Regions from separate parts of the Mus musculus genome. Here region 2 is linked to region 1. A link is a loop called in an ENCODE intact Hi-C map of the cell type or tissue named here. Cell type or tissue: gastrocnemius. All regions are shown on one strand.

Region 1 (8,000 bases):
GGCCTATTGAGACCCTGCTTGCCTGCCAGAGCTGTCACTTTCAGCAGCCTCTCATCCACAAAGCTTCCCTGGACCTGGCTCTGACTCTCCATGTAACCCCTGGAATGGATGCAGGACTATGTTAACTGGATTGGCTTAATGACAAACAAACAAGAAGGTGCAGGCCTTGGCTTTTACTGAGATTAGACCTGAGGACTCCTGGCCTCTCAGGAACCCGATTCTCTGCTCGGCCTGACCTCCCAGGTACAAGTGGCTGACCGGAGTTTGGGCAGGCTGCAAGGGCATGGGCATTCCATTTCTTCTGTCCCTCTCATGGTTCTTCTTCCTTCCTCCCTCCCTCCCTCATGCTTTCCCCAGACTAGCCCAGGTCTCCTGCTGGGCAACTCTGGGGGCCATCTCAATGGGGAGGACTGCCGCTGGGACGAACCCTTCCTCAGTAACACTGGCCTCCTCCTCCTCGGCCATCCTTCCCCTCTTGTTCCCCAGCCCTGGCACTTTGGCTCCTATGTCCTCTCCAAGGCCCCAGAGCGGGTTCTCTTGCACAAGGGACACATGGTCTCCTCCAAGGCTCTCCAGGACCTCTTGGGCCTGAGTCCCAAGCCCTCGGGGGGACCAGACTGGGAGGGGACACCCTTGGCTGGGTCCATGCTGGAACTGGAAGCTGAGGAAAGAGGAAAGAAAAGTCACTCAGAGGGGCCCAATCTAAAACATTACCTTGGGGTCCTCGGCCCTTACAACCTTCAAGGCAGTGCCTCCTTGGCACTACTTCCTTGAAAGAACTAGTGAGGGTGAGGAAGGGATGTCAGTGGGTCAAACCTGAAATGTCATGAATCCTTCATTTATAAAATGAAGGAACTGAGGCAAAGTTGTCCAAGGTCCATCAAAATAGAGAGAATAGGAACCTAGAACTCCTATCCCAGATTGTCTCCTCTGCCTTACACATCCCAAAAGGCTTTTGCTGTGGTCCTGAGACTTCAAAGGACTTATTGTGTACATTGATGTTCTGAATCAATAGTGGGGCACACGGATTAAAAAAAAAATTAAACAAGATCTTGGCCCCTGGAGCATGACATTATTTTAGTGTGTCCTGGCCACTGCATCCTTTCCTAGTTCTTGGCAGAAGGCTAGGAAATGAAAAGGCCCATTTGAGTTCCCTTCAGTCTTTCTTTCGTGTCTTTAGTCCTGCCTTAACAGAGCTTACCTGTATTTCCCAGGCTGTCCCTGGGCAAGTGGGCTTCCAGAAGGGCTGAGCAATGGCTGTTACCTGGACCCAGGGTCCCCTGTGGCAGGTCCAGGGGCCAGGGTGAGCCTTCAGGCCGTGTCAGGCTGCCCCCAGCCATGAGCCGGCCTAGCCAGTGGCTTCCACATTGGCCAGCAGGCTGCATGTGGCCTGGCAGGTAGAGAGCCAGGCTCCGGAGGTGTCGCAGTCGGAAGTTCTTGGGCTTGCTTCCCTGAGCACTGGGGCCCTGCTGCTGCTGGGCCCCCAATCCTCCCTCATAGATGTTGGGTGGTGTGTCAGGGTGGCTGGGGCGTCCTGGGGCCCAGCTCACTGCATCTGCAAGAGAGAGAGAGAGAGCAGGAGGGTGATGGCCAGTGGGAACAGCATCTGGGGGAAATGCAAGTACCAACTCATACGTAGCTTCTACTCCCTGGCTATCCAGTCTTAGTTCCTGTCTATTCCCACTACTCCGCTGCTCCCCTAACAGAGGCGCCCAAGCAGCCCAGGACTTTGGCACTGAGATCCCGTTGAGCACTTCAAGCTCGTTTTGTGCTCTCTACTCTAAAAAGAGTATGCTGGCACCAGTGTATATAAGCACAGTGGGTACAAGAGGGCATGCCTGGCCCAGTCATATAGCCTAGATCAGGAGTTACTCCCTTCCCAAGCATGCACATCCCTGGGCTCTCCCCAGTAGCTTTGGGCCCAGGTTGGGACAGTGTGGCATCTCTGCTGCTGCTCCTCCCTGCAGCCAGGCACCTTCTCTTATTCGAAGCTCAGAGAATGCACAGACCAAGGCTTCCATGGAGGGCCAGTATGGTGGGGGAGGAGTGGCCAGGCCTTCTGTGCAGTAGGGCCTGCTCTCCCCTGTCTAGGGGGTGGATCTGCAGGTCTCCCATAGCAACTGGTCCTTATGATGTCACAGTAAAGACTAGTCTTCCTGGACCTCCTAGTTTGGGAGAGTATGGTATGTCAGGGGCAAGGAGGGAGGCGGGCAAGGGAAGAGACCAGAAACCTAGGGTAAATTTGTTGATGTTAGATTCAGAGCAAGCCACATAAGACAAATTGGCTTTGGTATGCTGGAAAGTCATTCGCTAGGCTTCCTCATTTGTGGCAGGGAGAACGAGGATTTGGAGAACAAACCTGTAGAGATCTGAATCATGCTGAGAAGATGGTTCTGGGTGACACTTGTCTAATTATCCATTTTCTCATAGGTTAAGCAGTATGTAGATAATGCCAATTTTTTTCCTGTGCATTCTGACAAACTGGAACAATTATTCTGCTGGTAGAAATATAAAACTACAGGTTCTTTAGAATCTTAACTCCACCACAACTCTGTTTCATTATAGAAAATTTAGTTCTAGGTTTTACATCTAGGTGTATGAACCATTGTTTTTTACATAGATATTAATTTGCTATGGATTGCTCATTGTTTCAAAACCATTTGTTGCAAAGACTGTTCAAATGCATTGTCCCCCATGTTAGACTAGCCACGAATGTATGGCCCTACCCCACATATTTTTGTCCTTAAGTATCTACTCTTGGTCAGTACCACCGTGTTCTAGCCAAGGGCACCTTTACTTCTTGCACCTACCCATTTTCCTTATCGCCCACCCTTCCTGGCACAGCTCTCCTCTCTCCAGCCCTGCTTTTGTCGCGGTTGTCCTCGACTCGTAGCAGTCACCAAGGAGAGTTCTCTGTAGAGCCTGTGCTGACCCTGACACCCTAGGCGTGGTACACCAGCACTACCTCGCTCCACAGTTTCCAGGGCAACCTCTGGCGCGCGAGTCTGGGCGCCAATTTCCGGCTTGTCGGGAATACTGACTAGCTGTGCGTGCACAAAAGCCTTCCGGGTACAGGTCTCGAATTCTGCCCAGGGTAGGGTATCTTCGTTCCTGTCATTCTGTGGATACTTTATGAGGCTTCGACTGCGGGGTTTAGCTATGCTTTTACAAATACAAAGGAGACTCGGTCACAAAAGGTTATAATGTGCTCCATATATCAGTGAGGTAATGAGAGTTCCAACGGGACCAGAGCCAAAAGCGCTCTCTGAAAGACTATGACGTTGCGCAGCTCGCAAGGTGCTTGGCGCCACCTGTTGGTCTGTGTCCTGCGCTTGCGCTCACCACCCCTCTTCGCTTCCTGTCCTGTTTGGCCTGGTCCGCACGCTGTCCAAGGCCTCTGAGCGTTGCTATAGAGACCGGAGAGCGCTGGGCCTGCGAACTCTACAGAGACGGGCAGCGGCGCCCCAGTGGACTCTTGGGGACCAGAGCGCCATGTCTTTCCGCGACCTCCGCAGTAAGGCTGCACCCGGCTTTCCCGTGGGCTTCCCAGGATCTCGAGACTCCCCTGCCGGACCCCTGCCAGAGCCGTGGGCCCAGGCAGGCCGTGGGTCCCTGGGCCAGCCAGGGGCTGACAGAACTTTACAGCACCTTTGGAAAGTTCGGTCCGTCACTGGCCACGTGTAGCTAGAACACTGGGAATGTGTCTCGAGCCGCTGAAGAACTGAATGTTTAATTTCACCTCATTTTATCTCTGGTTGTCACGGCCACATTTGCAGCCGCATTAGAAAGGTCTTGCGGAAATGGAGACTTCTTCTGCATTTAGTTTGTAGAAAGAACCAGTAAAGCCGAGGAAGTGGCCGGATGAATGGATGGCTAGTGCTGCTAGGTTGTTTTGTTCATTTTTGAGGGTTTGTTTTGTTTGTTTGTATGTTACAATCTGTCACATGCTGTCCTCTATGTGGGCAATATTTCATTTACTCCTAGCAGGTTTGTGCCCTGGTTAGAGATGAAACAGGCAGCAAGAGGTCAAAGTAATTGAACGAGTTGCTTTAGAGTTTGAATCCAGCTTGCCTGAATGCCAAATACTGGGCAGAGAACTTGGCTAGAGAGTGGGGAAGCAGACTACTCTTACTCGTTATACTCTTTGGGGGAAACATCCTTTTTGTGGCAGGTGATTATATTTCACCCTTATTGTTCCTAGTTTTAACTGCAAGTTAAGTAGTATAGCTACCCCTGGTTCACACAGCTAGAGTGATGGGACTGTGTGACCTAAAAAATCTTACTTCACTTACAGAAGAGTAGCAGCTATTAGGGTCGTGTTGTCTAGGGTTTGAGGGTATTTGAAACAGTGTAATTATGACTGTCCCACGTAGTTTTTGATGAGGCTGGCACTTTACTGGGATCATTGAATAGTGATCATTGTACTGGAAAGAATATTTAAAAGGAGTATTTCAGAATTTATACTGATTTATATTTTTTTACCTTAAATAAATGCTGTATAGTGTGTAATCTATGAGACTGTCACCATTTATAACAGTGGAGAACTTGATAGCTACTACTTAGCTAAAAGGAGTGTTTAGGCAAAACCTGACTTTTTTCATAGAGGTATAAGGAAAAGCTGCAATATAAAGGGTATACATATATGGGATATATGTGTGTGTGTGATATAAGGGAAAGAAATAAGGGAAGGATGCTTCCTATCTTTCTACCATCTCTTCGTGACCTAGCAGAGTCTGCCTGCCCTGCTTTGTTGCCCAGATAGATTGTTTGGAATGCTGAATGTACATTTTGAATACCCGTAAGCATGAGTAGACATTACATTGCCAGGAACCATGGTCAAGATCTCAGCATATTGTAAGAACTCAGAAATGTTGGTTGTTTTCTTGCTTTCTTGCTCTCTTTTACTTGTTTTTCAAGACAAGGTTTTTTCCTGTCTTGAACAACAGCCCTGGATGACCTAGAACTTGTTTCATAGACCAGGTTAGCATCAGGTTCACAGAGGTCCATCTGCCTCTGCCTATGAGCACTGGGATTAAAGGTATGCAGCACCACGCCAGGCTTGGTTGCTCATCTGTAAGCCTCGCTTTCTTCATCATTGTTTTCTCCTTTCTTTCAAGCAGTGTGGCTTTGTTTTAGTTGCTCCCAACTTAAAATATTACTGTTTACTAATCTTTGGTTTTTCGAGACAGGGTTTCTCTGTGTAGCCCTGGCTGGCCTGGACCTCACTCTGTAGACCAGGCTGGCCTCGAACTCAGAAATCCGCCTGCCTCTGCCTCCCAAGTGCTGGGATTAAAGGCGTGCACCACCACGCCCAGCTTGTTTACTAATCTTTTTTTTTACAGTAAATCTAAATACTGCAGATAGTTCAGCCATTCTCTTATTAAATTTTCTCTGACTATAAAGTAATTGATCTTTAAAATTTATGTCATGAAAATCATATATGGTCACTGGAGGAAAAAAAACAATGTATAATCTTGTTCTAACAACGTGTTTTTCTCATGTTTTATGAGGCTAGGTAATTTTTATTTTGGATAGCAAAGAGGCAGCTACCAGAGAGAAATTAAAGCCCCAGCTAATACCTACGCCCCATTTCTCCAAAGGAAATCTACTATCGTTGAACTTGGGTGTTTTTCAGGTGATGGATTAGATATTGTTTCAAATCTCCCCTTTCCTTTCCCCATTCTAGAATTGATGAATTCAGCACCTGGAGTTGAGAAGACCTGATAAGAAAGGAAAGCATTAGATTAACTGTTTTCCAAAAGGAGATGCTATTTGACAAGGACTGACTGAACTGTGTTTTATATTGCACAGATTTCACCGAGATGATGAGAGCCTTGGGGTACCCACGCCATATTTCTATGGAGAATTTCCGCACACCCAACTTTGGGCTTGTCTCTGAAGTGCTTCTGTGGCTTGTGAAAAGGTTAGAATGCATTTTATTCACACCTTGGTGTGGATAGTTGGTTTCATTCAGTAGCTAACTGGAACTTCTAATGCAAAGGAAGGCTACAGTGAGGTTTGCATAGGATGGACTTAGCTGTAACTTATAAAGAGCTGCCACGCACGATGGTGCAAGTAGATGTCTGTTAGTTCAAGGTCAGCCTGGCCTACATAACAAGTTCCAGGAAAGCCAGGGCTGCGTAGTGAGAGACCCTGTCTCTTTCATTTTTAAGAGATGAAAGAAATGACGAGCGTTTGAAGAACGTTGAGGAGGTGACTGTCATCATGAGAGTGTTGGTACAGCCTCCACTTCAACCCTCACACAGAATCTCAGGGGCCTGCTCGCACACTCAGGATATACTGTAGTAGATGTATTATAAATATGGCTGGAGAACTGGCTCAGAGGTTAAGAGCATGTACTGCTCTGGCAGAGCACCGGACCTCATTGGGCACTGGTAGTCACGCACACATCCTTACACACAGACCTACACACGTACACATAATTTAAAATAAACTAAAAATCCAAAACAAGACATAATGGAGATTTTTCATTGTGTTAAAAGCCTTGTATTAGGATTGACAACCTTTTGGGTTAAGAACCAGATAGTAAATATTGTATGAGTTGCTACACTTAAAATTCAGTCTACATGAGATATCTGTTGAATATTCTTCAGTTACAGGCAGTTGGGAGCCATCTGACATTGATGCTAGGAACTGGACACAGGTCCTCTGGAAGAACAATATATGCTCTTAAACCAGTGAGCTGCCTCTGCAGCCCATTTTCTTTGCTTTTAAAGTGTAAAAAGTATTCTTGTCTTTCAAACTGTACAAATACAAGGGTGAGAGTCTCAGTCTTCTGAGCCTTGGCGAATTGTTAGTAAATCCAAGTAATTTCCACAGCTCTGCCACTCCTTAAAGTGAATTATTTAGCCCTCGTGTCTATCTTGGGCCAAGGACTATCAGCTTGAGTCACGGTCTTGGTTATTTTCACAAAAGCTAAACATCTGAGCTAGATTTAGTTTGTGGCCTGGGTCCCATACTTGGTTTGTTTACACTTTACTATTCCTTTTCGGGTGTTCATATGCACACATGTGGAGATCAGAGGACAGTATTGAGTTGATTCTTTCCCTCTATCTTTACACAGGTTCTGGGGATTGAACTCAGGTCTCAAGGCTTATAGAGCAAGCCCCTTTACCCTCTAGGCATGTGTGTATACACATACATGTATGGATTAATGCTAGCTACAGCATACACGTGAAGGTTCAAGGACAGCTTGTAGTTGGTTCTCCTCTTGCACTCTGTGAATCCTGAGTGCCAGGCCTGGTAGGCGACCCATTCACCCACTGAGCCACCCTGTGCTCCAAGACACGGAATCTCAGGTGTGGGTTGGAATTTGCTCCCTGGTTATTTTGTTTGCTTTTGAAGTTTCTGCTTAATCATATTTCTTTGGATGGAGCCTGGAGAACCTCACCTTAGCAACAGTCAATCATCCACTTTCTCTTTAATGGACACTTTTTTTTTTTTTTTGCTTTTGTTTGTTTGTTTGTTTGGGCAGGGTTTCACTATTTAGACCAGGCTGCCCTGGAACTCACCAAGATCTGCCTGCCTCTGTTTTCTGAGTGCTGAGATCATAGTTATGCACCACCACACCTGAATTCAAGGGACTTTCTGTGGGACTGGCTCACGCATGTTCTCTTTCTAATAGGTATGAGCCGCAGACTGACATCCCTTCTGACATTGAGACTGAACAAGACAGAGTTTTCTTCATTAAGGCAATTGCCCAGTTCATGGTTAGTTCACAGTTATTTTACGGCACCAAAACATAAATTAGGAAAAGATGACTCCTGGTTGGGACTGTTAGACTTGTTACTTTCTAAAACCACTTGAGGCTTCTCTGGAACTGTGTTACCAAAGTGTTTATTTGGTTTTTGACTCATTACATGTATAGTTTAATTTGTTTATTTTTGGATAAGTAATAAAACACACATGCTGCAAGCTGGCTCTTTCGGAGTCCCTCAACACTCAGGAGAAATCAGGGTCCCGGTACTCAGGTGGGCAAG
Region 2 (8,000 bases), 70 kb before region 1:
TCAGTAACCCCACCAGGTGCCCGTTTACATTTCTTCCTGCATGTTCTCAGCCTTTGTGGTCAAGAGTGCCAGACATTAAGTTCTGAGAAAAAAAAAATCCTATAAAAGCAATTTTCATTCCTCAAGGGGCACAATGCAGGTTTGCACCGTGCAGCACAATAAGCCTTGAGCTGTTTCCTAGTTGTGTTCCCATGTGCCTTAGTCTTACAATATGGGCCTGTTCTCCTCATATACTCCCCAAAGGAAGGTCCTTATATCTTACTCTTTTCCCATGTGCCTTAGTCTTACAATATGGGTCTGTTCTCCTCATACACTTCCCCAAGGGGAGGTCTGGACATATTACTCTTTTTCCAGTATGCCGTACCATCCTAATTCCTTCAATGTATGTTCCTGTGTATGGCAGAGGGGATCAAACCAGTCTAACTTAATAGAATCTGCTCCTCATGGGGCACACCAGATCTTGCCATTCATCCTGTAAGTCTTGTACCCAGGGAGTTAATTGTGGTTGTGGGCACTGTTCTATACTTATTAACTGACTTCTTCTTCTTCTTCTTCTTCTTCTTCTTCTTCTTCTTCTTCTTCTTCTTCTTCTTCTTTTGACAGGGTTTCTCTGTGTAGCCCTGGCTGTCCTGGACTATGTAGACCAGGCTGGCCTTGAACTCAAAAATCCACCTGCCTCTCCCTCCCAAGTGCTGGGATTAAAGGCGTGCACCACCACACCCGGCTTAACTGAACTCTTGCCATCAACTGCCAAGTCCTCAGACTCTGGGTCTGGGTCCATTGTTTTCTCTTTGTTGTGTGCTTCATCCTTGGGGCTAGTTGTATCCAAGAGTAAGCCGCAGGTCTCAGAAAATATGGTAGTGTGACTGAGAAGAAATGACACCCAAAAGTTGTCCTCTAGCCTCCAGATACGTGCACACATGCACCTGCACATACACTCATATACATAAAATCCTCTTGAAGTTCTGTGTGGATTCTAGCATCAGGATTACCAATATTTTGCTATATGTGGATTAAAAAGGACAGTTTCAATCTTTAGTCAAGTGGCCCTTGACAGTTGCAATAAAAGCCCCTAAGCTCACCTACACACTTCCCTGGTTAGGCCAGTAGCTGAAGTTCCCATGGAACAGACAGGCCACAGTTCAGAGAAACGACAGAATTCTCTCCCAACTGTTGGTTTCTAGGTGACCCATGAATTATTTACTGTTTAGATCCTTTTAATTAGTAGGCAAAAGAAGAGAAAAGATCTTGGTTTTCTTATATTTAGAAATAGCAGTCTTGTGGGTAAAGTGCTTGTCACACAAGTCTGAGGACCTGAGTTCAATCCACGGCACCTACATAAAAAGGCAGCTGTGGTGGTATGAAGAAGTTAGATGTGACAGTACACCTTGTCATCCCAAGACTGGACAGGGAAAACATGTGGGGCTAACCAAGAAACCCTAGGTTACCATAAGAGACCCTGATTAAAAAAGCAAAGAGTACCACTTCTGAGGAATAACACTTAAGGCTGACTTCTGTGCACACACACACTGCCCAAGGAGATGTTAATTGGCTGTTATTGACAAGAGTGTGTTTGCTGCTTTGAGAATGTTAAGAATGATTCCTTGGTTTAGCAGTAAACACAGTAGACTTCAAATTATCAGGTATATTTTAATTTCCCTTACTATGGACACATGTAGATTGATTTAACTTCCTTACAGAAAATCCACTTATATATTTCACACATTTGACTTAAGCTTTTTTGGCATGTGTTTATTTGTTCTATATTCACCTTCTTCACTGACAAATTCATGCTTTTTGTGTATGGTGAATATTCAGTATTCTCGTTAGTTTTTTAAATTATTTTGGGTGTGTATGTTTTACCTGCGTGTATATATGTGTGCTGCATGTATGCAGTGCCCATGGAGGGCAGAAGAAAGCATCAGATCTATCAGAGTTTGAGTTGCAGACAGTTGTGAGCCTCCAGGTGGCTGCTGGGAACTGGACCTTGGTCCTCTGGAAGAGCAACCAATGCTCTCAATGGCTGAACATCTCTCCAGCTCCTACCATCTCTCTTTTTTTTTTTTTTTTTTTTGAGATCCGATAGACACATGATGATCTTTCCAGACCAGGAGTTTTAATTTGAGAAGAGAGGACTATAAAAGACAGAGAAAAGGAATTTCTTTAAAGATTATTTATTTTAAAGATTATTTATTTTGATGGTCATGGTGCCACATGGCTTTAATCTCAATACTCAGAAAACAGAGCAGGTGGGATCTCTGTTAAGGCTAGCTTGGTCTACACAGCAACTTCCAGTCTGCCTAGGGCTGTATAATGACAGACTGTCCAAAAAAAAAAAAAAAAGACTTTATTTTAAATCATGTAGGCATGAATTTTGGGTGGTATGTTCACATATGTGCAGTTGCCAGAAGTGCATGTCAGATTCCCTGGAACTGGACTTATAGGCTATTGTGAGATAAGGGCGCTGAAATCCAAAGTTGGAATCTCTGCAAGAGCATTCTGTGCTCTTAAATGTTGAGCCATCCTTTCAAGCCTGAGAAAGAAATCTATCAGTAACTTCCGGGGAGATTTTCCAAATTCACTGTGTGTTTCCCTCTTAGAGCAAAAGAAAACTTGGCTGAGGAAATTGGTGTTTTGAGAAGGTATCTGATCTAACCTGCCCCTCTGACCTGTTGCCCTAGCTGTTGTCTGTCCTCACAAGGCACTCCCTTCATCTCTGTGCTAGGTCCCTTTTGACATCCCAGCTCAACTGACAACCAGGGCTTGCATGAAAGCTCGTGGCCAGGAAGGGTGGACTGGGCTTTAGCTGCGGAGCCTGAGGTGCACTTTGGATGCAGGTTTAGCAGTAGCTGCCTCTTCCCTTGCCTGAGCAAACTTCAGTGACTGAGGCAGCCGGTGATGGAGGTGGACAGCAACAGCTCCTCTGGGAGCTTCATTCTGATGGGTGTCTCTGACCATCCCCATCTGGAGATCATCTTTTTTGCTGTCATCCTGGCCTCTTACTTGTTGACGCTGGTTGGGAACTTGACCATCATCCTGCTTTCGCGCCTTGATGCTCGGCTCCACACACCCATGTACTTCTTCCTCAGCAACCTCTCCTCTCTAGACCTTGCCTTTACTACCAGTTCAGTCCCTCAGATGCTGAAAAATTTATGGGGGCCAGACAAGACAATCAGCTATGGTGGGTGTGTAACTCAACTCTATGTTTTCCTTTGGCTGGGGGCTACTGAGTGCATACTGCTCGTGGTGATGGCATTTGATCGGTATGTGGCAGTTTGTCGGCCCCTGCACTACATGACCGTCATGAATCCTCGCCTCTGCTGGGGGCTGGCTGCTATTAGCTGGTTGGGTGGCTTAGGCAACTCCGTGATTCAGTCAACATTCACTCTCCAGCTCCCATTTTGCGGACACCGAAAAGTGGACAACTTCCTGTGTGAGGTACCCGCCATGATTAAATTGGCCTGTGGAGACACAAGTCTCAATGAGGCGGTGCTCAATGGTGTTTGTACCTTCTTCACTGTGGTCCCAGTAAGCGTCATCCTGGTCTCTTACTGCTTCATTGCTCAGGCAGTGATGAAGATCCGCTCTGTGGAGGGACGTCGAAAGGCTTTCAATACGTGTGTCTCCCACTTGGTGGTAGTGTTTCTCTTCTATGGCTCTGCGATCTATGGGTATCTGCTTCCAGCTAAGAGCAGTAATCAAAGCCAAGGAAAATTCATTTCTCTCTTCTACTCTGTGGTCACACCCATGGTGAATCCGCTCATCTATACTCTAAGAAACAAAGAAGTGAAGGGGGCCCTGGGAAGATTGCTGGGGAAAGGAAGAGGAGCCAGCTGAGGACAGCACAATCGTCTTCATTTCTTATTGCCTCTCCACCTTGCATTCTGTTTTCTTATGAGAAGTTCTGTCTTCAGTAAAGCCAATGCATATTCCTGACAATTCTACACATTTGGAAGATGGTTAGTGTTACTTGAGACATTCTTTGTTTATTTTCCAGAAATACGACTGTGGACCACAGGTAACAGGGCAGATATGTATCGTTGTAGGTCCAGAGACTATTGACCTACAACAGATCCATTTCAGTGTCCCTGACTCTGAGGTCCACATTATGTGTTATAGCATAATTCTGATGAATTTTTTTTACTTCCTAAGGAAAGAAACGTGAAGTTTCTTGTATAATTTTCTGTAATTCCATGAATTGACACCACACGTTATCAACTTCAGATGAAAATAGAATTCATCTTGGTATCTTAGCCATCCACCATCGTGTTCCGGTTCTCTGTCTCTTCTTAGTACTACATACAGGCTAACTATTCATGCTTCCCATCTCCTTCTCACCTGATTATCCTTTTCTGTATGTCTGCATCCAAATTTACCTTCTATCCAATGTGATAATTAATAAGAAAAGATAGGCAAGACCATTTGCCTTTCAATACTAGCCTAAAATGTCTCCATCTGGCTTTGTTTAAATCATTGCAGCTGACAGCCAGAGCCATCGGGTTTGCTATGAGTCAGTGGACTATGGGATATGCTATGGTTCCTTAAGCAAGTTTAGGAGGGTAGTCTGTCCATTAAGCATGTCCTCTGTTTCAAGTTTTAATCTTCCAGCACTACTGTCCCAGAAATCCAGCAACTGGTTTAGAACAAAACTTATCTCAAGAAACTTGTGTGTTGGAACAATAACACCTATATTGTATGTAGTACAAGCAATTTAAGCTTATCCCTGACTAGCTCACAAATAAATGGGACTCAGACTTTGGTTATTTTTAATCTATTTTTCTAACTGCTGGCCTGGCTACCTCCCCAGCAATGTACCCCAGATACTTGCTCTTTCTCCTGGCCATGTACTCATGGTCTATCGCCCCTCGTGGTGGCTTCCTCTTCTCTCGCGTACTTCCTCCTCTGTCCTTACCTTAGTATATACTTCAAATTTACTTATAAGCTCTTGTAAATTTTCTTCTGAGACTCCTCTCCAATTTTTATTATTTTCCTTTTCTTGTATCTTCAAGTATTTCTTTTATTTTCTTAAATGACTTTGCTCATTGCTAGAATGGCAAAACAAAACAAAACAAAAAAACCGCTCATCCGCCACCACAGTTTACACACCCTATGCCTAGACAGAAGCTATATTAATATGGGACAATTGTTTAGCAGCTACATTATTAGAAAAGAGAAAATTAATAGGTTTTAGAAGTAGTTTCAAAGGATCTGCCGCTTTGCTTCCATTTCTGTTATTGTATTTGCCTGCCTATTACAAAGTATATGCTGGATAAGTGCTAGTGAATGAAATTATATTAAGTGTTATGGATCACCTTCTTATGGTAAGAACTAAATGCTCCATGCAGACCATTTTCACATTTGCTGGTTTGGGTTATCTCGTCCCTTGAATAGAATGGAACGAGCACAGATACATTTTCCCTTCCAAATTTTCATAATTCCCCTTTAAAAATCTAACAACACTATCCTAGCCTGAATTTGTTTCTCCAGTTCAGATCAAAGCCACAACTTAGTTTTCCAATCGTGTCCATAGCAATAGTTTCCAGGATGAGCCATCATCCTGGATCTCATCAAAGTGTATCATCTTGAAGGCACAAAATACCAGTCAGCACACTCGATCAGGTCAGGTCAGATCAGGTCAGCTTCTCAAAGACAAGCTATGGCACCCAAGTTCCTACAGTTATCTGGGAGCAGAGTGTGGCTGACTTGTGGGAGTCGTAATTACAAGGAGACAGGGCAGTCATGTCCTCTGTTCAATTCATTTGAGTTTTGAAATAACTACAAGAAATGCAGGGAGAAATAGAATTATTCTTTAAACACTTTGGAGTTCGGCAGAACTTCCTTCTGGAAAGTAAAGAACACCGTAAAACTGACTAGGAGTTAGGGGAGTGGAAAACCACAGAGGAAGGGGAGAAAAACTTCACCAGTTATAAGGGGAAGTAAGGGCATCATGGGTCTCTGCTGCAAGGAATCCCTAATGATTTTGTACTTTTTGCTGTTTTGAGACTCACACTGTAGGTCAAGATGGCCTTCAGCTCATGGCTATCCTCCTGCCTGAGATTCAAAGTGCAGGAATTAGAAGTTCTCCCTTTAAAACGAAGGGATGAATATGATCACGTCTTAATGGCCACAGTATGAAATTATCAACAATGGAGGCTGGAGAGCTAAAAAGCTGTTCTTCCAGAGGTCCCGGGTTTGATTCCCAGCACCCACGTGGTGGGTCACAACTGTCTTTAACTCCAGTCCCAGGGAATGCAGTGCCTTCTTCTGTCCTCCAAAGGCACCAGGCATGCAGACAAAACACCCAAATACATAAAAAGTAGTTAATTAAATTAAAAAAGAAATTCTCAAGAAAAAATATTATAAAAAATAAAATATGCCTTTAATCCCAGCACTCGGGAGGCAGAAGCAGAAGGATTTCTGAGTTCGAAGCCAGCCTGGTCTACAAAGTAAGTTCCAGGACAGCCAGGGCTACACAGAGAAACCCTGTCTTGAAAAACCAAAAATAAAATAAAATAAAATAAAATAAAATGGCTGAAGCTGGGGTTACAACTCAGTGATATGACAGATGCTTGCTTGGGATGCATGAGGCTCTCCATTCAATCTCTACTATTGCAATAAATAAGAAAATTAAATAAATAAATAAATAAATAAATAAATAAATAAATAAATCTGTAGGTGTCTTGAGGGCTAGAGTGTTTGATTGACAACCATCAGATCTCTCTAACACAGCCTCAGTGGCTTCCTGCCAGGAATAGACCCCAGCAACTGCCAGGTAGGGGTGAGTTGCGAGGGGGCTGTAAACATTATTCCAGCAGCCCCTGAAGATCTTGCATCAGCTGCAACCCCAGCACCACTATCTTCCCCTTTAAAAATCTAACAACAGAAAGTGGTGCAGCCTGCATTAGGAGACTTTTAGATGACCCCACCCAGGAACCCCTACTTGGAAGGAGCGCCTTACAGAAGCATAGCCTCTCTGGAGCAGCCCTGAGGAAAGCAGAGTCTCCCCTCCCCCCACCCCAGGACAAAGTTGCAGTTGTCTGTGGTGGTGACAGCTGGGTGCTCTCTGAGCTGTAATGAAGTGTTCTCTGGGCATCTGAACCGCAGCTGAAGTTTCCATGGACTATCCAAGAGGGATTGGAGGTTTCCAAGCACCTGTGAGGGGTTGTTGTCAAGACAACCACGGCTATCATGTTTGCAATAGGAAGGAGTAGCTGTTTGATTGGCAGCTGACTGGTTTTTTAATTTCATGAGGTTCGATTTGCCAACAATGTATTTCCTGAGCAACTGGAGTGTTCCCAGAAAGCATTGTGCCTGTGCTCACAGCTTGGAGTGTGTCCCTTCCTTCTCCTCTAGCATTTTCAGTTTCCATTCTTATGTTAAGGTCTTTGGTCCATTCGGAGTTGATTTTTTTCTGCAAGGTGGGAAGGACCTGCTCTTATTCTGCCACACCTGAACACAGGATTCAATTAGCAAGCGGCAGGACCATTTTCAAGTAAATGGATAAGTCAGAAATAGACTTTAAGGCTGTCTAGAAATACATCAGTCAAATTGCTTCCTGGAAAAAGATCAAAAAGTGTAGGAACATGGAACTTTGTACTATCAATACAACGGAATGGTATGTGAGGACAGCTAAGTTCAGACAGAATGTGAGTCCGCTACAGGCGCAAGGTTTTCCTTTAGGCTAATGAGAAGGTTTTATAACTAGATAGAGTGGCTAGACAACATTGTAAATAACACCATAATTGCTCACTCTATAATGGTTAATTTTATGTTATATTAATTTTACCTAAAAAAATTTTTCTATGTGTTTCTATTTGTTTATACTTTTATAGGCCAAAGGTCACCTGTGCAGGTCATTTCTCAAGAGCTGTTTACCTTGTGTCATCCCCTCCCCACACATACCCTGTGACCTTGTGTTGCTCCCCTCCCCATCTCTCACTCCTGGTGCTGGGGGAAAAGGTCAAAAATTATTTTTAAACATTTTCTTAGCAGACATCTTG

Evidence for each region. A loop is a pair of places that touch in the nucleus more often than their neighbours do. Peaks named below come from ENCODE experiments on the same cell type or tissue, not always from the same donor. Only the 100,000 strongest peaks of a DNase experiment are listed, where the experiment ranks them.
Region 2: it touches region 1 in a loop (6-fold over the local background); 11 of 42 quality-filtered maps call a loop at or near these places.

Annotation. Positions count from the first base shown.
Region 1 is chr16:3,905,640-3,913,639 of GRCm38, forward strand. 1700037C18Rik (RIKEN cDNA 1700037C18 gene) reads right to left here and starts at 3,050. Exons shown (of 3, transcript NM_028484.2): 1 at 2,811-3,050; 2 at 1,202-1,555; 3 at 159-661. The coding sequence starts at 2,814. The coding sequence ends at 504. Cluap1 (clusterin associated protein 1) reads left to right here and starts at 3,370. Exons shown (of 12, transcript NM_029738.2): 1 at 3,370-3,514; 2 at 5,812-5,923; 3 at 7,646-7,730. The coding sequence starts at 3,493. Gm41410 (predicted gene, 41410) reads right to left here and starts at 3,014. Exons shown (of 4, transcript NR_153801.1): 1 at 2,966-3,014; 2 at 1,265-1,555. In gastrocnemius, a CTCF peak has its summit at 3,283 (motif pointing left); DNase peaks (open chromatin) are centred at 482, 1,389, 2,067, 3,054 and 1 more place; H3K4me3 peaks cover 1,847 bases; H3K27ac peaks cover 1,756 bases.
Region 2 is chr16:3,836,077-3,844,076 of GRCm38, forward strand. Olfr15 (olfactory receptor 15) reads left to right here and starts at 2,899. Exons shown (of 1, transcript NM_008762.2): 1 at 2,899-3,837. The coding sequence starts at 2,899. The coding sequence ends at 3,837. In gastrocnemius, a CTCF peak has its summit at 3,633; DNase peaks (open chromatin) are centred at 6,761 and 7,052.